Regions from separate parts of the Homo sapiens genome. Here all the other regions are linked to region 1. Evidence: chromatin loops called from intact Hi-C (ENCODE). Cell type or tissue: K562. All regions are shown on one strand. Links, peaks and the distances in the headings refer to the core of each region. The heading gives the core; the rest is flanking DNA. Region 1 holds the start of LOC105376437 (a long non-coding RNA gene). Region 2 overlaps HACD1 (3-hydroxyacyl-CoA dehydratase 1). Region 3 overlaps ST8SIA6 (ST8 alpha-N-acetyl-neuraminide alpha-2,8-sialyltransferase 6). Region 4 has its middle 61 kb from the start of VIM-AS1.

Region 1 (6,141 bases), core at 773-4,772:
CAGAAACAAGGAACTGGAAGACATACCCATTTCTGATATGGGTGATGGGAAAGGAAGCTTCATTTAACCTCTCTTCTTACATGCATACTCTCTACCTCCAGAAGCAATCTACGGGATTCCTGATAGGGTGGCCCTTTTTAAAGTTACAAGCAAAAGATGATCACATCAACTTCTACTCATATCCCATTGACCAGAACTTAATTACGAGGTCATATCTAGCTGCAAGAGAGGATGGTAAAGGCAGTCTTAATTCTGGATGGATATAACTCTAGTTAAAATTCAGAGTTTCTGTAACAAAGTGAAAAAGTGAAAAAAGGAGATATTTTTCCTACCACTATATACCCCAAAACAAAAAAGTTCACTTTATAGTAGAGGAAAAGACAAGAATGTATGTCTCTAACACCGCTACTGCTTAACATAATCCCAGTGAATGCCATAAAAAAAAGAAAAACAAATGGTGTATAAAGCTTGGTCAAGAAAGAGATAGATAACATAATTTACCTAGGAATGGAATCAATAGATGAGCTACTAGAACAATGAAGGGAGTTGATCAAGGTTGCTGCATACATGATCAACATAAAAATCAGTAATTTTTAATGCTTGTATTAACTGTCTAGAAAATATAAGAAAAATAAGGCATGATTTACAATTTCAATAAAAACTAAAGGTATTTAGGAATTAACAAGGAATAAACCTTTTTTGAGAAAAAAATTTTCAACTGAACAAAGGACATAACAATTAATCCAACTAAATACGCTTTCAATGTCTCTGGATGGATGTTAATACCATAAAGTTGTCAATTCTTCTCAAATTAATCTATATAGTCAAGGAAATTTCAATGAAATTCGTGGTTAAATTTACTACAGAATTCATGTGAAAGACTAAAGGTCCACGAATGGTCAATTTGATCTTTACAAAAATGAGAAATGTGGCTGCTCCTGTTCTATCAGATACTAAGACATACTACAAAGCCTCACAGTGCTAGAAACAGTGTGATATTGGTAGACAGGCAGACAGTAAAACAATGGAACAGAACAGACAATTCAGCAACTTAATATATGATGAAGATGGCTCTACAGATTAATATGAAAGCATACATGTTAGCAGATGATGTTGGAAACACTGACTCCCATATAAAGAAAGTTGAAACTGATTCCTATGTACCACCTGCAAAGTTGGACTCCAGATAAAGACTTGGATATGAAAAATATACATATCAGATTTAATAGAAAATATAGCATGAGAATATCCCCTTACATGAGGGATAGGAAAAGGCTTCTTCTATTTTTGCAAAAGATGTATCATAAAGAAACAACTAAGGATTTCCATGCAATGAAAGATGCCACAGACAAGGTTAGAAGTGACAGATATTGAGAAATCATTGGCAAGGCCTAAAGCTGACAAGGAACCGAAACCTAGAAAACACAAGGAACTGGGGATTTCTGCACATCAACCAGAAGAAGGTAGGGACTCTGACAAAACAAAACAAAACAAAACAAAAAATCTAAGAATACAGATAGGTGATTTACAGAAGGGAAAATTCAAATAAAAGTTAACAAACAGAAGAGTTGCTCCAATATATTATTCCTCAGAATTGTAAGTCAACATACAATGAAGTATCATTTCCACACAATAGCCTGGCAAAGGATAGGGATGTGGAATTACAGGCACCCTCATGAATAGGCTGATGGAAGTATAAATTGGTATTGCAGTCTTGAACATCCGGGCAGGAAATCTTTAAACTGAGTATGCATATTTCTAGGATACAGGAATTCTCTTTCTTGGTATTTCTGGAAGGAATTCACACACAGGCCCACGTTGGAACAGGCTTACGGATATTCATCATAGCATTGTTTGTGGGAGTTAGAGGCCATCAGGGTACCTATCTCTGGGATAGAGGATTAGTGTAATGTTCTGTATGTCTGCTGTGGAACACAGGGCAGCCCTTAGAAGCAATGCACTGAATGTCCACACAGCAACATGGCTCATTCTCAAAGACAGAGTGCTGAGTAACAGTTGGAAGAAAGAATGCTACCTGTAGCTCAAGACCATTTACGTAATACAGTAAGAAATGCACACAAGACCAGGCGCGGTGGCTCATGCCTATAATCCCAGCACTTTGGGAGGCCGAGGTGGGAGGATTACCTGAGGTTGAGAGTTCGAGACCAGCCTGGCCAACATAGTGAAACCCCATCTCTACTAACAACACAAAACCTAGCCGGGTGTGGTGGCACACGCCTGTAATCCCAGCTAGTCGGGAGGCTGAGGCAGGAGAATTGCTTAAACCTGGGAGGCAGAGGTTGCAGTGAGCTGAGATTGTGCCACCACACTCCAACCTGGGCACCACCACACTCCAGCCTGGGCAACAGAGCAAAATTCCATCTCAAAAAAAGAAAAAAATAAATGCACACAAACCTAAAATAAACTTCTTGAAAGAATAAACACAGATGAGAGGATATGCATCAGAGGAATTAGAAATTTTGGTGTGGCAGGGAGGTTGGAGGAGTGGGAGTGGGAAAAGAATAACTAGAGAAAGGAGGGAGGAGTCCAGCACAGACCATTACTGAAAGCATTTTCTGTTTGTTTCCCTCCTGAAAACATTAGGATGGGTGAGCTCTTGGAGGGATCCTGGCTCTGAAGGCACCTAGGTGAGAATGGACGTGGGATAGTGTGAGGGCATGGATTTGAGGCTGGTGGACGGGTGAAGGGATGACTTAAAAGGTGATTTGCTACTGATAAGGATCCCAAAGAGGAGAAAATTAGAATCCAGATGAGTACAGCCTTCTTCCTAGCTTTGCCGGCTTTTCCTTGGGAAAGAACATAATATTTACATTGAAAAAAAAAAAAAAAACAAACCAAGTCCAAGTACAAACCACAGGGGGGCACTTTTCCCTCATTAAAATTGAAGAGCCAGCATCTTAGAAAAAGGAGTCCAGAGAACACGGTGGGAAGGCTCCGTCTCACATCACTGGGGAGTTTCTGGCTCCACAATTAATTGCCAACACCTGGGCTAATTTCCCCAGGTGTAATTTGTCTCCACAAGGGGCCAACCTTTAAAGTCTTACAATGCATGAAATATAGCAGAGAAAATACAGTTGAAAGAAAAAAAAATAGCCATTCAAACTTTAAAATCACCTGATTGAAATAAAATTAAATAGCATAATACTGGTGTAATGCTATATTTGTTTCTTCAGATTCCCCAGAAATGCTTTATAAGTCTATACTTTAAAAATATTTAAACTCTTCTCTCTTAAAAACCTTCGTAAATCCTAAAATATTAGTTTTGGAAAGCTCTGATTTATTTCTTCCTAAAGCTGGGATTTTGTTTCTAATTTTGCTCTTGAAAATGATTTCAAATTCACTGACAAATGAAATAAAATAACATAATGAAAATTTTTGGAGTATGGCTGTAACAAAAAGACCAACTTAGTAATATAACAGCTCTATAGAATATCATCTTACATAGAGACTTTAAAATACCGAAGTGTATATTATTTTATTTCTTACGAATAAAGGTAGTTGGGGCAGATGTATTATCCTGAATTCAAAAAAAGACAAGACTTTTAAGTGAAAATTTCAAGGGAAGTATTGGTATTTGCGGTAGACTTTGAAAAATGGGTAGACTTTATATGACGAAAAGGTCATTGAAGGCAGAGGGAACAATTTGAGCAAAAGTTCACGTATTAGTCCTTTTTCACATTGCTATAAAGAACTGCCCAAGACTGGGTAATTTATAAAGGAAAGAAGTTTAATTGACTCACAGTTTCACATGGCTGGGGAGGTCTCAGGAAACTTACGATCTTGGCAGAAGAGGAAGCAGGCACGTCTTACGTGGGGACCCACAAGAGAGCTCAGGAAAAACTACCATTTATAAAACCATCAGATCTCGTGAGAATTCAATCACTATCACAAGAACAGCATGAGGGAAACTGTCCTCGTAATCCAATCACCTTCCACTAGGTCCCTCCCTTTACACAGGAGGATTACAATTCAAGATAAAATCTGGGTGTGGACACAGAGCCAAACTCTATCAGTTGAGAAATGATAAACGTGAAGACATGTTTGGGAAATGGTGTTTCTATTTGTTAGGCTCTAAGACTGGTCATAACAAGAAACACCAATATAATACCTACTAAGCGCTTGGTACTATTCTAAGTGCCTAATATACATATATTAACTCAATCTTTACACAACCCTAACAGAACACTTTTCAAGTGAAGTAACTGACACATAAAAAGTTGATATCTGAGCTCACACAGATGTTGAACCTTGGTGTCCCGGTGCTGATAACAACAAGGGTATAGTTTGTAGTTTGGATATTGACTGTGGAGTTAATGCAGGACAGGTGAGCCGTCAAAGTGGCGCTAAGCCCACGAAGTTTCTTGGCTTCACCCAGGAAAGAAATCAAGGATGAGCCAGTAGAGTTAAGACAGCAATCTTTTAATTGGATGCTACTGCTCCCTATGGAGTAGAGCTAACTCACAAGCAGGGCACCACAATCAGCAACAGCCTGGGCTGTTGGCCACTGTATTCATACTCACGTGAGCCCACTTTCAGTTACATGCAAATTGAGGGGGAGTTACTTTGAACTTTTAGGAAATGAGGCAGTAACTTCCAGGTTGTTACCATGGAAAGGAGAAGTAATTTCCTGGGTTGTTGCCATGGCATTTGTAAACTGTCATGGCGCTGGGGGGAGTGTCTTGTGCTAATAAGCAATGAAGATAGCTGGTGATCACTTTCCTCATCTTCTGCTGGTTCCTGCTGGTTGGTTTCTTTCCTTTCTTTTTTTTTTTTTTTTTTTGCCTTTTCTTTTTTTGAGACAGGGTCCCACTCTGTTGCCCAGGCTGGACTACGGTGGCATGATCATAGCTCACTGCAGCCTTGATCTCCCAGGCTCTAGCAATCCTCCCACCTCAGTTTCCTGAGTAGTTGAGACCACAGGCACAAATCAACATGCCCAGCTAATTTTTGTAGAGACAGGGTCTTGCTATGTTGCCCAGGCTGGTCTTGAACTCCTGGGTTCAAGCCATCCTCCTGCTTCAGCCTCCCAAAGTGCTGAGGTTACAGGTGTGATCCCAGCCTAGTTTCTTCACTTCATCCTCTTGAGACTGGGAAATAAGTCCTACCCATCTCCTACTCAGTTTCATCTCAACTGCCTTGCAATGGAGAGAAACTGCAAATTTGTTCTTGGAACAGCAGCATGGCATGAGACCTACGTGTGACAACTCTGAAGAAAAATATTTTGGAAGTGCCATATAGGATCGATCAGGTTAGGAAGTAAGTGAAGTCAAGGGACCAGTTTCGATGCTAGAAGAGGGGAAGGTGGTGACAGAGAAAATATATTGAAGAGGTGAAAAGAGGGGGAGAAATTAAAGATAAAGATAAATCTAGGAAATCTAACCTGCGAGGCTTGACAGTGGCTCAATAGCATCATCATAGGAAATAGGCCAAGAGGAAGGTTTAGTTTGGGCAGGAGGAGCAGATAAGAACTTAAGTGAGGTGCTGGTGGGAAATCACAGTGGCGAGATATCCAGGAAGCTTCCAGAAACAGGAGTGTTTTCTGTTCATTAGAGAGGACAAAGCTGGAGGTCAAATTTAGGAGTCATCCAGTTAAGGAACAAGGAAGCCAATCCGTGCATGCGAAGTGTTCCCTGAGAATCACAGCAGAGGGACAGAACTCACAACTGGACCACAGAGAAAAGCATTTTAGCCTACATTTTTCAAAGGTTTTTGACTTTCTTCCACCCGCTAAATCCAGAGCCATATAACATACCCACGCCACTAACAAAGCCTTTAACTGATTATTACAGGACTCCACATCAGTTTAGGACAAGGCGGCTTCACCAGAGCCTCTGGAAAGGCCACTCTCAGATGCTGAGGCTGAAAATCTCTTGCTTCTGTGTTAAGAATGATTCTCTTTCTGCCTTCTACCACTTGCTCCTATGCTGTGAGTGGGTGTGGTGGGTGCACTTCTTATAGCTGTGGATCTTGATCAATAAGCTATTATTTTATGTTTTATTTATTTATTTTTTTGTACAGATGGGGTCTCGCTATGTATTCCAGGCTGGTTTTAAACTCCTGGCCTCAAATGATCCTTCCACCTTGGGTTCCCAAAGTGCTGGGATTACAGGCACGAGCTAC
Region 2 (6,141 bases), core at 1,301-5,300, 120 kb before region 1:
TCCCAGCTACACGGGAGGCTGAGGCAGGAGAATTGCTTGAACCTGGGAGGTGGAGGGTGCAGTGAGCTGAGATCGCACCACTGCACTCCAGTTTGGGTGACAGAGTGAGGCTCCATCTCAAAAAAAAAAAAAAATTAAACCCATGACAGGAACATTTCCTATGTCAACCCTTCTGACCTTCTTGACAGCCTTTAGAGCCTCCTGTCTACTCGAGGACAGATCTCTGGCCTCCTTTCCATTTCTCACATGCCTTTCTTAGATGCTTGGGGACTGACACCTGACCTCTTCTCTGTTCCTCTTAGCTTCACTGGCCCCCTGTCTGCATGGGGACAGCTCACTGACCTCCTGCTCTTTATACTTTATCCCTCTTGACTAGTATCTTTCACTCAACTTGCATGATTTACCTGCACCCTAAACAGCGACTGCCATGCAGATAGTGCAGATAGCAGTGAGCACATGCAATGGGAGAGGCAAACTATTAATTAACTTTGCCTACTAGTTTAAAAGCAGGAGGACAGCATTAACAGACTAGAAGACAGACTCTTCCAGGCAGTGAGGGAATATAATAGCTGAGTTAGGACCACCATGAGTCTGAAGAATGAAGAAGAAAGACAACATTAACTAGACATTAACTAGAGAGATGGAGGTAAAGGGAAGCTTGAGAGTCGCGAGTTCCAAAAATAAAACAGGACCCGTCTGCCCCGTTTATCCTCCAGAGGATCTCTGCCTTAATATTCCTATTTATTTTTTGCTGACGATAGTTTCCCACTGGTACCTATTCAGCACTCGTTAATTAATTCAACCAATATTATTGAATGCGTTCTCTACACCTGGTGCTGTGCAAATTTCTGGATTTACAGAAATGAATAAGGTGGGCGGGTGGGGTGGCTCACGCCTATAATCCCAGCACTTTGGGAGGCTGAGGCAGGTGGATCACTTGAGGTCAGGAGTTCGAGACCAGCCTGGCCAACATGGTGAAACCCTGTCTCTACTAAAAATTCAAAAATTAGCCAGGTGTGGTGGTGCGCACCTGTAGTCCCAGCTACTCGGGAGGCTGAGGCAGAAGAATCACTTGAACCCAAGAGGCAGAGGTTGCAGTGAGCTGAGATCGCATCACTGCACTCCAGCCTGGGTGACAGAGCGAGATTCTGTCTCAAAAAAAAAAAAAAAGAACAAGGCAATCCCAGCTGTCCAGTGTACTGGCTGTTGGGAAGTGGGGTACACTTAACGTTAAATCACGCACAATGCTAATCATGCACCTCATCTGTGCCCGGCAGTGTGCTGGGATATGGCTGTTGATAAAACAAACATGGTTCTCGCCTGGTGGAGCCTATACTTGGGAGAGAAGCTAAACAAATATTTAATCATATACGTGTTAAGTGCTTTGAAGCAAGAGCTCGGTATGCGTTGCAGTATACCTAAGGACTTAGTCTGACGTAGGGAGTGCAAGAAGGCTTCCCTTAAGGAGGGATACAGATGTTGAATGCTGACATGTACAAGAGTTAGCCAGACAACTCTTAGTACAGATTGGCAAATGCCACAACACAGATATGAACAAAGTACAGTAGAAGAAGGGTGCTGGGCTGGGCATGGTGGCTCATGCCTGTAATCCTAGCACTTTGGGAGGCTGAGGCAAGCAGATTACATGAGATCAGGAATTCGAGACCAGCCTGGCCAACACGGTGAAACCCCGTCTCTACTAAAAATACAAAAATTAGCAGGGCATGTAATCCCAGCTACTCCGGAGGCTGAGGCATGAGACTCATTTGAACCTAGGACGTGGAGGTTGCAGTGAGCCGAGATCATGCCACTGCACTCCAGCCCGGGTGACACAGCAAGACTCCGTCTCACATAAATAAATAAATAAGCTAAATAAATAAATAAATAAAGGTGGTGAGCAAATAACTGCTCAGGGTGAGAGGAGAGGGTTGGAGTCAGTTTTCTAGAGGGCGAGATGTTTTAGCTGAATCTTGAAAGATAGGAAAAGATTTTTTATGGAATAAGAGAGTAACATTCCAGTGAGAGTGAATAGCATGTGTTAAATTGCACAAGTTCAGAGCATATTCTGGAAATAACAACATCTAGTGTCACCAGAGAGAGAAGTAGGTAGAAGGGTTGAATAATTGTAGATGAAGTTGGAGAGATTTCCGAGCAAGGATTGCAAAGAACCTTGAATATGGTGCCCAGGTATTAGGGCTCATCCTTTTATTCTGTTAAGAAGTGTGGGACCAGTGAAACTTTTAAATCACAGGACTTAGCTGATTCCAATTTGTTTTTTATGTATTTGCTTCTTTGACTTCTTTTTAAAAGACAACTTGCATTCATGAGGACAATAAAGGGAGGAAAGACTATTTAGGAAACAGTTACAGTAGTCAAGATGAGAGATGATAAACCCCTGAATTAAAATAGTAGTAAAAGGGCCAAAGATGAGTGAGCAATTCAAGCGTTGGTCCTACAGTAGAACAGGTGTGATTCAATGATTACTAGAAGTAGGAGGGTCAGATTTTGGTTTCAGCAAGGTAACATTGTCCTCTGATGATAGCGTTATTTCCTGAAGTGAAGGACGAGGGAAGAAAAACGAGTCTATGCTCAACTATTCCTGTGCATAAGATACGTTTAAGTTCCACGTTTATAATTAATTATGTTAATGGTGACTGCATTAAGTTTTCTATATTGCATTTGCCTAACCCTAACATTCCATTATAAATAAAAGGCAATAAATAAGTAAAGTAAGTACCTTCACTGAAAAGTAAGTTCTAGGTTGAATGACACTGGGTTTCTCTGTAATTCTGCAGATCCAGAATGAAGAGAGTGTGGTGCTTTTTCTGGTCGCGTGGACTGTGACAGAGATCACTCGCTATTCCTTCTACACATTCAGCCTTCTTGACCACTTGCCATACTTCATTAAATGGGCCAGGTGGCGATATCTTGCAGTTTAGTTTCTCCTTGTCCTGTGCATGCTTATTTTGTGTGCTAACGCCAGAGAATTAAAATTCGTGTTTCAGCCCCACGATGCCAGAATGCTGTTATAGGAGGTATAACTGGTATAACTAATAATTATACAAGTTATGATTTGTATTCTAAAAGCTTAATGATGAGAGAGGAATCGTATTAATAAATATTTTGAGTGAAATCAATGTGAGACAAATTGTGGTATCCTTAACCTCAGAATTAGTCATTCATTTTTTTTTGGAAAGCACAATATACATTTTTGGAATTAGCTTACATAAGCAGTACCAAAAATATGTTTTTTTTTTGTCTGTGATGTAAATTATTTTAATAGTCAATCTAGCAGCCACAATTTATACCATTTACACAATGCGATTGGTTTTTTTCTTTGCTTTAAGTTGCAGAGACATTTTTAAAAGTCACACTTACTTAAAATTGTATTATTTGGAATGTGGATAAAATTTATATTTGAAGGGCTCCAAATATATCCTAAAGCAACAGTTTTTAAAGGAAAAGATATCTGTTCTTCTTGAAGTTTGAATTCTTTGAGCAATTGACGTTTTAGAAAGTTATTATAAAAGCAAAACTGCTCTTTGGAGAACAAGTCACAAATCAGTATAGACTTGTTCATTTTATTCTTTGTATTGTACTTTATGGTAGCAATAACAATGACAAATGGTGTGTGCCTACTGCATGCCTGAGATGTAGGTATGAACAAAACAAATTCTCTGTCTTATGATGAAGACAAAACATAAACTAATAATATGTGATATGTCAGGTGGTGATAAATGCTGGGATTATAGGTGTGAGCCACCATGCCTGGTCAATTACTATTTTTTAATCCCAAGTATTATACATGTTCAAATATAATAAATGAGAATATATAAACCAAAAAGAAGGAAAACCACTTTTAAATTACTTATAATCTCTCTAACCAAGGATAACCACTGTTAATTGTGTTTTATGGGTTTTTTTCTCTTTTTTTTTTTTTTTTTTTTGAGACAGGGTCTCATTCTGTCACCCAGGCTGGAGGATAGTGGCACGATCTCGGCTCACTTCAATATCCACCACCTGGGCTCAAGCGATTCTCCTGCCTCAGCCTCCCAAGTAGCTGGGAGTACAGGTGCAGGCCACCACACCTGGCTAATTTTTGTATTTTTTGTAGAGATGGGGTTTTACCATGTTGCCCAGGCTGGTCTCGAACACCTGAGCTCAAGTGATCCACCCACCTCGGCCTCCCTAAGTGCTAGGATTACAGGTGTGAGCCACTGCGCCTGGCCATGTTATATACTCTTTGTGACTTTTTAATATTCTCTAGCTCTTTTTTAGACACTTGCGGCTTACCACTTTGTATATGATGAGATACTTTGAAATTATAATTTGAGCTTAAGTGTCTTGTCTGTCATAAGAAGGTTGTACTACCATTTATATGGATTTGGTTGGTTTTAATCTTACTGTACATGAAAATGTGTTTACCTTTAGTGACTGAGCTTTTTAAAGGTTGGCAGTTTTGAATGTAGCTGGACTCTAATCCTAGAACACATCAATATCATTTCGCATGACAATGTTCTGGACCTCTGGCACCTTTGAAAATACTAACTTACCATATAGTCTCTTTTCATGTGCTGAATTTACAAAATTTGTCTGAAGAGGATAGCAGAATGTACATTGCATATTTTCCTGAGGTTGGCACATTAGACTTGATGGCTTTGTGTGTCTGTCTTTTGGAATGCATTTGCATGTCTTGAGTGTCTGGAAAAGATAAAAACTCTGCCATCGTATGTTTAAATTTGCTGTTTAGAAAGTGTTTATCCATTGCAGGCTGGGCGTGGTGGCTCATGCCTGTAATCCCAACACTTTGGGAGGCCAAGGTGGGCGGATCACTTGAGGTCAGGAGTTCCAGATCAGCCTGGCCAACATGGTGAAACCCCATCTCTACTAAAAAATTAAAAAATTAGCCACATGTGCCTGTAATCCCAGCTACTTGGGAGGCCGAGGCAGGAGAATTGCTTGAACTAGGAGGTGGAGGTTGCAGTGATCTGAGATCACACCACTGCACTCCAGCTTGGTGACACAGCGTGACTCTGTCTCAAAAGAAGAAAGTGTTTATCCATTGCCTTAATGTTAAACAAGTTATACAGTCTTTCAGCTTTGAAATCATATGTTACATAATACTTTGTCAGTTGATCATAATCATAAATAATTATGTTTCATGTCAAAAAGATCTTAAAAATCCCAGCCATCTAAATATGTTTCCCAACTCCATTAAGTAAGGTAAAATAATATTTGTATTTATGTTCAGATGTTGAAGCTGTCATTCTCGAATAAAACTACACTTTAGAAATGGCTTCTTAGTTATAAGTAGTTTGGCCTATTGTTACAGTTTGAATATACTTTGATTCTATTTATGTGTCATAAGTGTTCTTGGAAAAGTCCTCAGAATAGGTAATTGTATATATTAAGTTAGGTTTTTCATATTGATTTAAAATGCACTCCCTTCAAAAAAATTTTAGATAGTAATTGGGAACCTTCAAAGAAGCATTGTATCTTTTTTTTTAATGTGGTCTATCCATAGTTAAATCTCCCATACTGCCCTCAGAACTTAGAGAAGTAGTAACATGCAATCTTTTTGAAGTGCAAGTAAAGTCAAATTATATAATTTGTTCCCATTTCATTAGAAATTTTCATTGCCCTTAAGACTTTCAACTAGCTTATTGTAGGAGTGTTAATTTTTTCTTCTATTGAAGAACAATCCTGCCAAAAAAAAAAAAAATCTTTTGAAAACCACATAAAGTAAAAATTGCAACTTAATCAGTTTGGGTATTTTACTGAGACAGGTATATAAAATGTCCAGTTATGGGATTTAATAAATTGAGGAATAGGGAAAGATTGATTTAAATGATACACAAATAACTACCCAAAACTGGTAAGAAAGCAGGGAGTTTCTCCAAGGCCAAGAAGGGATTAACAGGTACAGTGAAGGAATCATTCTTCTTTCTTGAATAGCTCATCTATTTTGGCAAATAATTCTGCCCTTCTCCCCATCTCTTATCTTCGCATATCCTTGACATACAGGAATAATGCAATTTTTAATTTGTCTCCAAGCTTCTTCAATACTGACAACTTTGACTTTTCTTTATAGATATTTCCTAATGCCAACAAAATGATTAAATAAAATACAGATTAATTTGA
Region 3 (6,141 bases), core at 1,133-5,132, 66 kb after region 1:
TCCTAAGAAACAGAAGCCCAAAAATCTGTGATGTGAGGATGGTCACAGCAATTGCTAACCATGGTCAAGAGGGATCCCCAAAGGTGAAAGCTGAGAATGGCAAATCTCTTCAGCTGGAGTGGGGGTAGAAGTTGAGACAGGGGCAAGCATGGGCAGGCTAGGGAGGCAAGAGGGGCCAGGGTGCAGCGAGAGGGGCTTAAATGATTGCAGCCATTTGAACAGGCTGGCCATGGCTCTCTTTGGTTTTGCTTAAAGGCAACTGAGTTAGGAGTGAGGGCAGAAAAAAAAAAACATTCCTTAAAAGCATTTTCTGAAATGCAAATATATGTTCATCATGAAGTGTGAAACATTAAAAACTCATTAGAACTCATTGCCATGCATGATCCTGCTCACAAAGCCTAGTTTTTCAGATGAATAGGAAATAGGGCCAGGAATTAAAGAACAAGAACAGATATCCTCCAGGTGGAAGGTACTTTAGAGAGAAACCTGACATGTCTTGGAAAAGAGGTCTTGCAGGCAAATAGAGACAAAGCACCTGGGCTCTGCCAAGTTAGAATGAAGACAGCAAAGCAAAAGAAAATCTGCAACAAGACAAAGTAGCTCCAACTTAACTAGATGCAGGTTATTCCAAATTTAAGTGAAATAACAGTGGGGCATTTTATCAGCTGGGAAATTGGGAATAAGCAGATAGAAGATTAATACACTTTCATGCAATCAAGAGTTCAAGTCTGGGCCAGGTGCAGTGGCTCATGCCTGTAATCCCAGCACTTTGGGAGGCCCAGGTGGGAAGATCACCTGAGGTCAGGAGTTCGAGACCAGCCTGGCCAACATGGTGAAACCCCTTCTCTACTAAAAATACAAAATTAGCCGGGTGTGGTGGTGGGCACCTATAATCTCAGCTACTAGGGAGGGTGAGGCAGAAGAATTGCTTGAACCTGGGAGGCAGAGGTTGCAGTGAGCCGAGATCGCACTGCACTCCAGCCTGGGCGACAAGAGTGAAATTCTATCACACACACAGACACACACACACACACACACACAAAGAGTTCAAGTCTGTTGGGTAGGGTTATTCCTTCTGAGTTGTCTGAAATGACATGTGATTGATTGCATTTCTCAGAACCGACTACCACATTCAAGTAATTTTATTCCATCTTTTTTGAGGATCACTGTTTTGTGTGTTTCCTTGTTGAAATTCATCTGTAATTGTATCGCTTCATTTTGTGATTGATAGGTCCCTTGGGATGCTCTGCTAACCCTTCCTAATTACAGTTTACCTAAGCACAGTAAATTTGGTTAGCCAATTCTCTCACACTTTCATTAAATATTAATGAGAACACTTGAGTAACATCATTTTAAATATGGTAAAATCTCAATTAAATAGAATAAACAAGGATTGAGTTTTTCTAGTTAATTAAATCTTATAATTAGCTGAAGGTTAACCAGGGGATCTTTTGGTTTGAAACCCTCCTGGTGATTTTTTTCTAGTGTCTTATTTTGTTTTTCCATCTGATCCACTCCAGGTTTTAATTTTCCCTGGATGAGTTACCATCTTGCAATACCTCATGCTTAGTTGTCTCTTATTCATTCATTCATTTGTTCAAATTTATTAGGAGGCTACTAATAGATGAGGAAGTCATACCAGAGACAGACATGACAATGGTAAAACAGCACATAAAGGGCAAATTCTAGAAGTTGTTCTTTCAACAAATTCTAGTTTATAGTTTTTGCTATTATTGTCTTACAAAGCGTGGGTTATAGAAAAAAAAAATCTTGGTTGATGGGGAGATTCTTGTGTGCTTCCTGTTAACTGAATGAAGTAGTTTTCCTCCTTTGCGTTTCAGAATTTTGAAAATCATCATTATTTTTTGACAAGGCCTTTGCCTCATTTATAAAACTGTCTCAGTACGATGAGACATATCACTTGCTATTTATACTTTATTGTGACATACTCTTCTTGCTATTTCATTTCTTATTTAAGGTGCATGCAAATGTTTGGGCATGATTTCTGAAAGATTTTTTGCACTAATCTTTGTTCTGATGACACTCAGCTGAACTCCACAAATAAACCCCAAACAGTCTTTAGAAGATACACAAACACTCTCCAGTTTTGAATGTTAAACCAGCATATTAGGATTCTGTTCACTGCTCACATGTGTCTGACAACTAGTTTTTGTAGTGTTAGGTTTTCATGGTATATCATTTCCCTGGGGCTTCCACATTAATTAGGCAGCTTTTCCATATTGACTCCCAGACTTGGACCGGTTTTCATTGGTTCACTTCTTTCTTGCTCTGTTGGCCAGAAATCACTCTATGGTTTTTGTTTATTGTTTGTTTGTTTGTGATGGAGTTTCGCTCTTGTTGTCCAGGCTGGAGTGCAATGGCGCGATCTTGGCTCACCACAACCTCTGCCTCCTGAGTTCAAGCAATTCTCCCGCCTCAGCCTCCCGAGTAGCTGGGATTACAGGCATGCACCACCATGCCGGCTAATTTTGTACTTTTAGTAGAGACGGGGTTTCTCCATGTTGGTCAGGCTGGTCTCAAACTCTCGATCTCAGAAGACCCGCCTACCTTGGCCTCCCAAAGTGCACTGGTACAACCACAGCTTACTGCAGCCTCATACTCCTAGGTTCACTTTTTTTTTTTGGTATAGGCAGGGTCTTGCTATGTTGCCCAAGCTGGTCTTGAACTCCTAGGCTCAAGTGATCTGCCTGCCTTCGCCTCCCAAATTGCTGAGATCCTGCCTTGGCCTCCCAAATTGCTGAGATTACAGGCATGACCCACCACACCTGGCTGCTCTACCCTATTAAACTTTGTTTTGCCTTGTTTTGTTCTTTTAAAGAAGATTCCACAACACCCTCTACAGGAGTTCCTAGGTATTGAACCTGATGCTTTCCTGAAAATGAATATAAAACATGAATATGTAAAAGTTGAGCTATAGACTTGCAGATTGTAAGAGAATCTTCACTCTTAGATGAGTAAACTTATTTTAAAACTGTAGTTATGGTTCAAATATTTAAGTATTTGTAAATTATTTAATGTTACAGCACCTAATAGCCATCTCAAACACTCAAATTAGCATGGAGTCAACACTGAATACAGATAAGGTATTTTCCCATTAAAATTCTTATTTCAGCTGGATGCTGTGGCTCACGCCTGTAATCCCAACACTTTGGGAGGCCAAGGCAGGCAGATCACCTGAGGTTGGGAGTTTGAGACCAGCCTGACCAATATGGAGAAACCCCATCTCTACTAAAAATACAAAAAAAAAAAAAAGAAAGAAAGAAAATAAAATTAGCCAGGCATGGTGGCACATGCCTGTAATCCCAGCTACTTGGGAGGCTGAGGCAGGAGAATCTCTTGAACCCGAGAGGCAGAGGTTGTGGTGAGCCAACATTGTGCCATCACCCTCCAGCCTGTGTAACAAGAGCGAAACTCCGTCTCAAAAAAAATAAATAAATAAAAATAAAAAATAAAATTCTTCTCTCAAAATTCACTTATTTGAGTTTTAGTGAAGATGTATTTATTTATTCATTTATTTATTTTATCTTTTTTTTTTGAGACAATCTCGCTCTGTCACCCAGGCTGGAGTGCAGTGGCACCATCGCGGCTCACTGCAACCTCCACCTCCCGGGTTCAAGCGATTCTCCTCTCTCAGTCTCCCAAGTAGCTGAGATTACAGATGCCCCCATGCCCAGCTAATTTTTGCCTTTCTAGTAGAGACGGGGTTTCACATGTTGGCCAGGCTGATCCTGAACTCCTGACCTCAAGTGATCCACCCTCCTCGGCCTCCCAAACTGCTGAGATTACAGGTGTGAGCCACCGTGCCTGGCCTGAGGAAATATTTAATTAGCAGAGAAATTTACTTCTTTTTTTGGTTGAGAAAAAGAACTTGCTGATGGTGATTGCATAGCTAATATGGACACGTAAGCATGTATATAACTGACATTTAATGACATTTCCAGAACTCACATTCTTGGATTGGGTGTCTTCTCAGAAGCGACAGGGTTTCTTCGGTCGTCATCCAGTTTGCTTGCACAAACCCTATTCAAGGGTTGCATTTGTCGGGCTGGATCCAGAGCGGAGCCTGACTGGGTGCTTTGGCCATGATGGATGGGGGTTACTCTCTTCTCTGTAGCAGAACTCCTGGAAGACTGAACCATGCCACTGAATCAGGAAAATAATTATGTTAGATGTCCCCAGTAACATAAGTCTCCTCTTCCATTATTTCCTTTATTATGATTTTTATCTGAAAATTAAAAACAGAACACTTATTGGTGACATGATGAGAGCTCACTTTACTTTTGTAGCTTTCAAATGGACTCACTGCTTTTCCCACAAACCCTTCTGCCTATGAGACAGTCCAACATTTCTTGTGTGTGAAGTCTTGCTCTAGACTATTATGAAAAAGACGGTCAGGGCAGAAGAACTTGATCCAGGAGACTTTTAAGAACTTGTTACTCAAAGTGAGACCCTTAGTCCAGTGGGACTGGCATTGTCTGGGAGCTCGTAGATATGACACCAAACCAGGTTCATTCTGCCTGCACACAGTAAGCCAGTCATGGTGACAATGGGTTTTGCAAAAGAGAAAAGATTTACTCACAGGGCAACCCAGCCAGGAGATGGGAGAACAGCTCTCAAATCTACCTCCTCAAGGATAATGCTTAGGGATATTTATGGAGTAAAGAATTAGGATGGTCTAAGGTGGGGAAAGGTGATTGAGGGTGGGGAGAAGTGAGGTAACTGGTGATCTGAGCAAGTGCAGTCTGGGCTCACGGCTCTTCTTAGGACACATGGTCAGAAAATAGCAGTGTTAACATGATCTGAGGGTGGAGTTTTGGCCCTCTGATGGCAAGTGTCACTTTTCCGACATCCATGCAGGTGCATTCAGAGGGTTGGTGGTCTCAGCTGGTTTGAACTGGACAGGGGCCGCCCCAAGTTCCTGAAAGACAACTTAAGCAATTGTTACTATGGTGACATATATGTCAGAGTGTTATTTATAGGGAAGCTAGTGAAGGCTAAGTTATAGCATTTAGCAGCCTGACTTTAAGCTATGTGGGTTTAAAAAATCAACAAGCAGCAAAAATCAACAAGGTGCAAGCAACTTAAAAGATTAGCCCTCAGTAGCCGGACGTGGTGGTTCACACCTGTAATGCCAACACTTTGAGAGGCCAAGGCAGGCAGATCACCTGAGGTCAGGAGTTCAAGGCAGCCTGGCCAACATGGAGAAACACCATATCTACTAAAAATAAAAATTAGCCAGGTGTGGTGGCACATGCCTGTAATCCCAGCTACTTGGGAGGCTGATGGGGGAGAATCACTTGAACACGGGAGGCGGAGGTTTTGGTGAGCTGAGATTGCACCGTTGCACTCCAGCCTGGGCAACAAGAACAAAATTCCATCTCAAAAAAAAAAAAAAAAAAAAGATTAGCCCTCGGTTTCAGAAATGTAGAATATTAGGGCCTACCCTGGATCTACTCAACCAGAATCTGCATTTTAACACATTTCTCAGGTGATTCATGGGCACACTGCAGTTGAAGAAGTGCTGCCTTAAGAGGCCTGCCAAGACAGTAACAACCGCCGCTGTATAGACTATGAATGGGAGAAAAAAGTAACTCTTCCTCAACCCTCATACGTTTGTAGTTGGGACAGACTCACAAGAAAAGACAGATTAACAAGAGAAAAACAAGCAAGTATATTAATGCATGCAGTGCACATCCCGTGGGAGAAAAGTAACTCAAAGCAGTGGCTTTAAGAGTCTGGCTTATGTCGTATATTCGACAAAGAACAATACAGCTCAGAGAAGTGACAAGACAAAGGGGAAGCTGTCCCAGGATCCTAGAAGTGGGAAAATGTGGGAAGGCAAATTTATGGGAAATGAAGGGAGTGAAGTCCACTGGCAGAATCTCCTGGCTTTGTTGCTGAGCTGATAAAAGGTTGTAAAGGAGAATTTACATCCTGGCTTTAGGTGCAAAATAGGGGGAGGGTAGAAGACCTTTTGTCTTTGCAATTCTCTGCCCTGCTTTTAGGCAAACAGAAGGAAGGCAGAGAGCTTTTCTGTCTGCTTCTTAATTGCCTTTAGCTCAAAAAACATTTATGTCAAAGAGGCATATTTTGAGGTGACACATTCTGGTTTCTTTGAAC
Region 4 (6,141 bases), core at 1,228-5,227, 180 kb after region 1:
ATTAGAGCTCTGTGACTCCTTGGCAGTGCCACTGGGAAACACAGATGACAGAAACTTTATATTTGGGTTTCTAGGAAAGCACGTTAGCATAAATTATAACAATGAGATTTTCTACCAATTTACGGTTTCCCTGTTATCTGCACTTACTTTAAAATCTCTCCAATAATGATCTTTACTGCAAGTATATTCACAGTTTACTTATAGGAAAAATGACATAACCATAGCTACCAGCCTGGTGCGGTGGCTCCCCCCTGTAAACCCAACACTCTGGGAGGCCGAGGCCAGCAGATTGCTTGAGCTCAGGAACTTAAGACCAGCCTGGGCAACATAGCAAGACCCCGTCTCTACCAAAAATACAAAAATTAACCAGACGTGGTGGTATGTGCCTGTAGTCCCAGCTACTTAGAAGGCTGAGGTGGGAGGATCGCTCGAGCCCAGAAAGTCGAGGCTGCAGCGAGCGTGATCTCACCGCCCCTGCACTCCAGCCTGGGTGACAGAGCAAGACCCTGTCTCTAAATAAATAAAAAAGTAGCTACTATTTATTGAATGTACTTGCTGGCATTTTACACATATCCTCTAACTTTCACAGTTGCCCTCATATTTAGGTACTATTAGCCTTGTAGTGGGTGTGAGTATTTTATTTTCTACTAATAGGAAATTCACTTTAAAATATCTTAAAAAAATAGGAAATTGACTAAAATATACTGCCTCAGTCAAGAGCAGTTTGGCCTCTTGTGTGACTTAAGCCAAGAAACGAAAGGCCATGGGATACCAAGACAGTCCCCTCTTCAGTCATGCTCCCTATGTCTGGAACCACATTGACCTTGATTTCCACATATGGCTTCTAGTTCTCTGCTGTCTGACTTTCTTGGCTTTTTCTCACACCTGCTACCCCACCATTCTCTGGTGCCAGTCACAAACAGAGATTCAGTGACAGCTATTTCATGTCAACTACAACTTCCCTGGAGAGGAAAGCTAATGGTTCGGTCTGGGTCACACATCACATCCACTCCAGATAATAGTCATGCAGTAACAAACATGGCTGCTAAATGAGTCACAATAGCCAACATATGGAAACAACCGAAGTGGTGAATGGATGAATGGATACAATGTGAAATATACATACACACACAATGGAATATTATGCAGGCTTAAAAAAGAAGGAAATCCTGCCATTTGCAACAACTTGAATAAACTTGGAGGACATTATGTTAAGTGAAACAAGACAGACACAGAAAGACAAACATTGCATGAATCTCATTTATCGTGGAAACTAAAAGAGTCAAACTCACAGAAGCAGAGGGTAGAGTGATGGTTGCCAGGGGCTGGGAGTAGAAGGAGAGGTGGGGGAACGGGGACATGTCAATCAAATGGTACAAACTTTCAGTTATAGATGAGATAAATAAGTTCTGGAGACGTGATGTACAGCATGGTGACTACACTTAATAATTACATATTGTACACTTGAAATTTGCTGAGAGGAGATCTTAAGTGTTCTCAACACATACACACACATACACGCACACAGAAATAATAACTGTGAGGCAATGGATACGTTAATTCAGCCCTCATAGAAACACACAGCATATTTTAATATATTAACATATATTAACTGGCTTGATTGTGGCAATCAATTCACAAAATAAACTTATGCAAAACATCATATTGTACTCTTTAAGTATTTGCAATTTTTTTGAAGAAAGGGTCTTGCTCTGTTGCCCAGGCTGGAGTACAGTGGTGCTATCATGGCTCACTGCAGCCTCCACTTCTCCAGGCTCAAGTGATCCTCCTACCTCAGCCTCACAAGTAGTTGGGACTACAGTTGATGCCACCACACCTGGCTAATTTTTTGTATTTTTTTTTTCAATAGAGACAGCATTTCACTATACTGCCTAGGCTGGTCTTGAACTTCTGGGCTCAAGCAATCTGCCCACCTTGGCCTCTCATAGTGCTAGGATTATAGGCATGAGCCACTGCACCTGGTCACAATTTTTATTTGTCAATCAACAAAGTTTTATTTGTCTCATTAAAGCTGGGGGAAAAAAACTCACGTGGTTGCCAACACTCCAGTCTGAGCAGGAACATAGGAGGAGGGGACTTACTTAGAAGAAGGATACTATGAGGTCTAAGCAGACACCGTAAGGAGATATTCTACAACCACTATCTTAAAAATAAGAAAGCAGAGACATTGAGAAGGCGAATAATTTATCCAAAGCTGCTAAAAAGAGGAGAAGCCAGCAAGAATTCAACTCGGGTCTGTGTGACTCCTAAGCCCATATCGTTAAGCTTTGCTCTCAGCTTCCTGTAAAGCATTCACCGCAGTTCTTTGAATCACCATCTTCTCATTTTATTATCTGAATTCAGATACATACAACTCCTAAGTAAATGAATAATCCATGATCATCATAATCCTCAACTCCTTTAGAAATGTTAATAAATTTTCAGTTAACCTGTCTTCTCCTTAAGGATTTATCCAACATGAATACACACTGGAGAAATAAGTAAGATTTTAAAAGCCTTACTATTAATTTATTTTCCCACTAAATCCAGTGGATTTCCCAGAAGTTGAATCTTCTGGGAAAAAATGTTTAACTCATTGATAGGCAGAAATGAGAGACCCATTGAGTAGATAATATGGTTCCTCCGGAGGTGACTTTTTTTTTTTCTTTGAGATAGGGTCTCACTCTGTTGCCTAGGCTGGAGTGCAGTGGTGCTATCTTGGCTCACTGCAACCTCCGCCTCTCCTGCCTCAGCCTCCCGCGTAGCTGGGATTACAGGCACTTACCACCACCCCCAGCTAATTTTTGTATTTGCAGTAGAGACAGGGTTTCACCATGTTGGCCAGGCTGGTCTCAAACTCCTGGCCTCAAGTGATCTGCCTGACTCAGCCTCACAAAGTGCTGGGATTACAGGTATGAGCCACCACACCCGGCTGACATTTTTAAAATCTTAAGGCCTGCTATTAGTTGTAGTTAGAGCCTTGTAATTCTTCTTCATAACTAAAATAATGGAACGCCCCTTGAACCAGCTGGTGTCTTAGTTATGACACTTCTGTTCTGCAAGAAGTGAAGGTGAATGGATGGCAAAATGTTTTCTGCTATCAGAAAATAAAGATTTTATGATTCTGAGAAAACAAAAAGTAGTAAGAGCAATTCCTGGTGAAAGATTCTGTGCAAAAATGGGTAAGCTTTTAATCTTACCGGAAGAGGAGTGATTCCGCTCTGTAGTGCTTGAACCTGTCTAAATGGAAAAAGGCTGTCACATAAAATCAGCATGAATTCATACACGCAATGGCTTTTTGATGTGGATTGACTATCCTGTAGGGCCCTCTAGGGACTGAACTGTAATCTCCAAAACTCGTTTCAATCAGACCCGAGAACCAGAGGTGAAACCACAGTGTTCAGGTGACCCACGTCTTCAGCTCAATCTTGCCTTCAAGAGATTTTCTGAAATATGTCATTTGACTTCATTCACTAGGTACAAAACTAATATTTGAGAGAGGAAGGAAAAGGGGCATCGTCATATTTTCTTAAAGGATTATTTATTTTAGCATAGAGTAGCTATCAGGGAACCGAAGTTTCATAATCACCACTATCTAATAACCTGCACTGTGGCTAAATCAGATTTGCTCTTCTCCTGAAATGAAGGATTAGCAGAATTGCAGGTGCTGAAATGGCAATTTAATAGAAGCTTCTATTTTCTACAATTTAACAGAGGTGAGAACGGTTGGCACGCATGGGACAGTGGAATGCATAATGCTGACAGCCCTGTAGAAATGCACCTGCTCTAATGGTTGATTCTTTCTCATTATACACAGAATGCTATTCACAAGCTATCAACTACAGAGAGTCAAAATATTAGATCGCAACCACAGGACACATTAAAAGTTAAACCGGCTGGGCGCGGTGGTTCACGCCTATAATCTCAGCACTTTGGGAGGCTGAGTCGCGCAGATCACGAAACGAGGTCAGGAGATCGATACCATCCTGGCTAACACGGTGAAACCCCGTCTCTACTAAAAATACAAAAAATTAGCCAGGAATGGTGGCGGGCGCCTGTAGTCCCAGCTACTCAGGAGGCTGAGGCATGAGAATGGCGTGAACCCGGGAGACGGAGCCTGCAGTGAGCCGAGATTGCGCCACTGCACTCCAGCCTGGGCAACAGAGCAAGACTGCGTCTCAAAAAAGAAAAAAAAAAAAAAAACAAGCTCTCCAGATTGCTAAATGGTGACTTGGGCTGATAGTTATTTTCAGCTTTTGATTTTCAAAGCTTTCTGAGGGTGCTTTGGGTTGCTCACAGGTCAATGTTCCTCTTCTTTTTGTTTTACAGGGAAATAAAATTCTCACCTCCTGGGTGTGGGGACAATTTTTCATCCTCAAAAAATTAGGTGGCAGGGAATAGTGGAGATCTTCCAGCTTGCTCAGGATTCAACTTGTAAAGCCTCCAGTATTCATAAATTTCAGCTCATGTGATCTTTATTGTAGACAATTTAAAAAATTCTAGCCTGGATCTCTTTTATGAAGTGGGTCTTCCGTGCTATAAATGATTTAGTGGGAACTCAAAAATATTTATTGGTTCATAATTTCATAAATGTGGTGCAAGTGACTGGGGAAAACGAAAAAGTAGTGCTTCTTTTAACATAAAATAACACTCGATAAAAAGTTAGTTCTTCTCTCCATTCTCAGGCTAGACATTAATCCCATGGTGTTCTTGGCATTCTGAAATACAGTAATCCAAAGGAAATATTTCTTTCTTTCCATGCACATATGTATGTTTGAATGAATGTAAGCTACCTTCTGTGTTTTCAACTGATTCTGAATTACTGGCAAAATAGCAATGGTAGTGCCACCAGAAGCCATTTGATCAGCATGAGTAATAGTGATACCAGGTTATAAAAAAGAATTATGACTTCTTCCCATTTATCTTTTTTCCATGAGGTCTTCAGGGTGGCAGCTCTTAACCAGTAGTTCAAAAGAGCAACGTTTACATTTTGATTTAAAAAGAAAAAATAGTAACTCTCCACCCAAACAATACTGACCCAATATTACAAAAAGAGATTGTTGAGAAGAGAGATTATTTAGACTTGACCTGGTATGCCTAGCAGCAGCCTCTTTTTTGCATATTAGTATTATACTAACTTGAATTTGGTTTATTCAAACTAGAACTGTTTATCAAATGACTTTTGTAGTCTGTGTCACCTGTACATACAGCTTGAATCCTTAAAAGGTGCAGGGTAAATGTATACAAATTTACCTATAAAAGGTGCATGGTAAATGTACACAAATTTACCTATAAAAGGTGCATGGTAAATGTGTACAAATTTACCTATAAAAGGTGCATGATAAATGTATACAATTAATGTCATACATGCATAGTAGCAGGTGGAGTGTTGCACAGAGTGGATGAGAAATGCGTTACGGAGTGAGTACCTGCCCCTGCAAATGATTGGTCTCACTTAGCTTCATGTCGCTGTCAAGGAAGGAAAAGCATTTAGGAAGCGAGTGAACACTTGAACTCCTGAGTAAACAAGAGAAGGCTGTCAGGATAGGAGACTGTTGTATTCAAAAGATGCTAAGGGCAATTAATTGCGGAAGCCGAGGAAACCCTCAATTTCACACCATGATGTATTCAAGAAATAATTATTACTGTGGAAGTCCATTTCTGACCATTCGTTTTGTGTTATGTGAACCCAAAAGTATCTGAGACATATCTCAATCAATTTAAAAAGTTTATTCTGCCAAGGTTAAGGACATGCCCGTGACACAGCCTCAAGAGGTCCTGAAAACATGTGCCCAAGGTGGTCAGTGAACAGCTTGGTTTTATACTTTTTTTTTTGAGACACAGTCTCGCTCTGTCGCCCAGGCTGGAGTGCAGTGGCACAATCTTGGCTCACTGTAACCTATGACTCCAGGGTTCATGCCATTGTCCTGCCTCAGCCTCTCAAGTATCTGGGACTACAGACACCCGCCACCACGCCCGGCTAATTTTTTGTATTTTTGGTAGAGACACAGGTTCACCGTGTTAGCCAGGATGGTCTCGATCTCCTGACCTCGTGATCCGCCCTCCTCAGTCTCCCAAAGTGTTGGGATTACAGGCGTGAAACCACCGCACCCGGCCGGTTTTATACATTTTATGGAGACA

Evidence for each region. Peaks named below come from ENCODE experiments on the same cell type or tissue, not always from the same donor. Only the 100,000 strongest peaks of a DNase experiment are listed, where the experiment ranks them.
Region 2: a loop joins it to region 1, with 2.7 times the contacts of the local background. A loop is called at or near these places in 3 of 110 quality-filtered maps.
Region 3: a loop joins it to region 1, with 9 times the contacts of the local background. A loop is called at or near these places in 3 of 110 quality-filtered maps.
Region 4: a loop joins it to region 1, with 9 times the contacts of the local background. A loop is called at or near these places in 3 of 110 quality-filtered maps.

Annotation. Positions count from the first base shown.
Region 1 is chr10:17,471,536-17,477,676 of GRCh38, reverse strand. It overlaps LOC105376437 (a long non-coding RNA gene), which reads left to right and starts at 4,690. Exons shown (of 3, transcript XR_930714.1): 1 at 4,690-4,764; 2 at 5,142-5,277; 3 at 5,811-6,038. RefSeq lists a silencer at 2,793-3,087. In K562, for the core only: a CTCF peak has its summit at 2,882 (motif pointing right); DNase peaks (open chromatin) are centred at 2,652, 2,916, 3,966 and 4,566; H3K4me3 peaks cover 1,705 bases.
Region 2 is chr10:17,596,066-17,602,206 of GRCh38, reverse strand. HACD1 (3-hydroxyacyl-CoA dehydratase 1) reads left to right here. Exons shown (of 7, transcript NM_014241.4): 5 at 2,796-2,917. Among named protein-coding and RNA genes, the nearest start is that of HACD1, 18 kb to the left of the region's middle. In K562, for the core only: a CTCF peak has its summit at 2,929; a DNase peak (open chromatin) is centred at 2,896.
Region 3 is chr10:17,406,073-17,412,213 of GRCh38, reverse strand. The region is part of intron 2 of ST8SIA6 (ST8 alpha-N-acetyl-neuraminide alpha-2,8-sialyltransferase 6); the gene reads left to right. ST8SIA6-AS1 (ST8SIA6 antisense RNA 1) reads right to left here. Exons shown (of 3, transcript NR_034129.1): 3 at 3,928-4,246. Among named protein-coding and RNA genes, the nearest start is that of ST8SIA6-AS1, 22 kb to the right of the region's middle. In K562, for the core only: a CTCF peak has its summit at 2,865; a DNase peak (open chromatin) is centred at 2,851.
Region 4 is chr10:17,287,591-17,293,731 of GRCh38, reverse strand. No RefSeq gene overlaps it. Among named protein-coding and RNA genes, the nearest start is that of VIM-AS1, 61 kb to the right of the region's middle. In K562, for the core only: a CTCF peak has its summit at 3,325; a DNase peak (open chromatin) is centred at 3,321.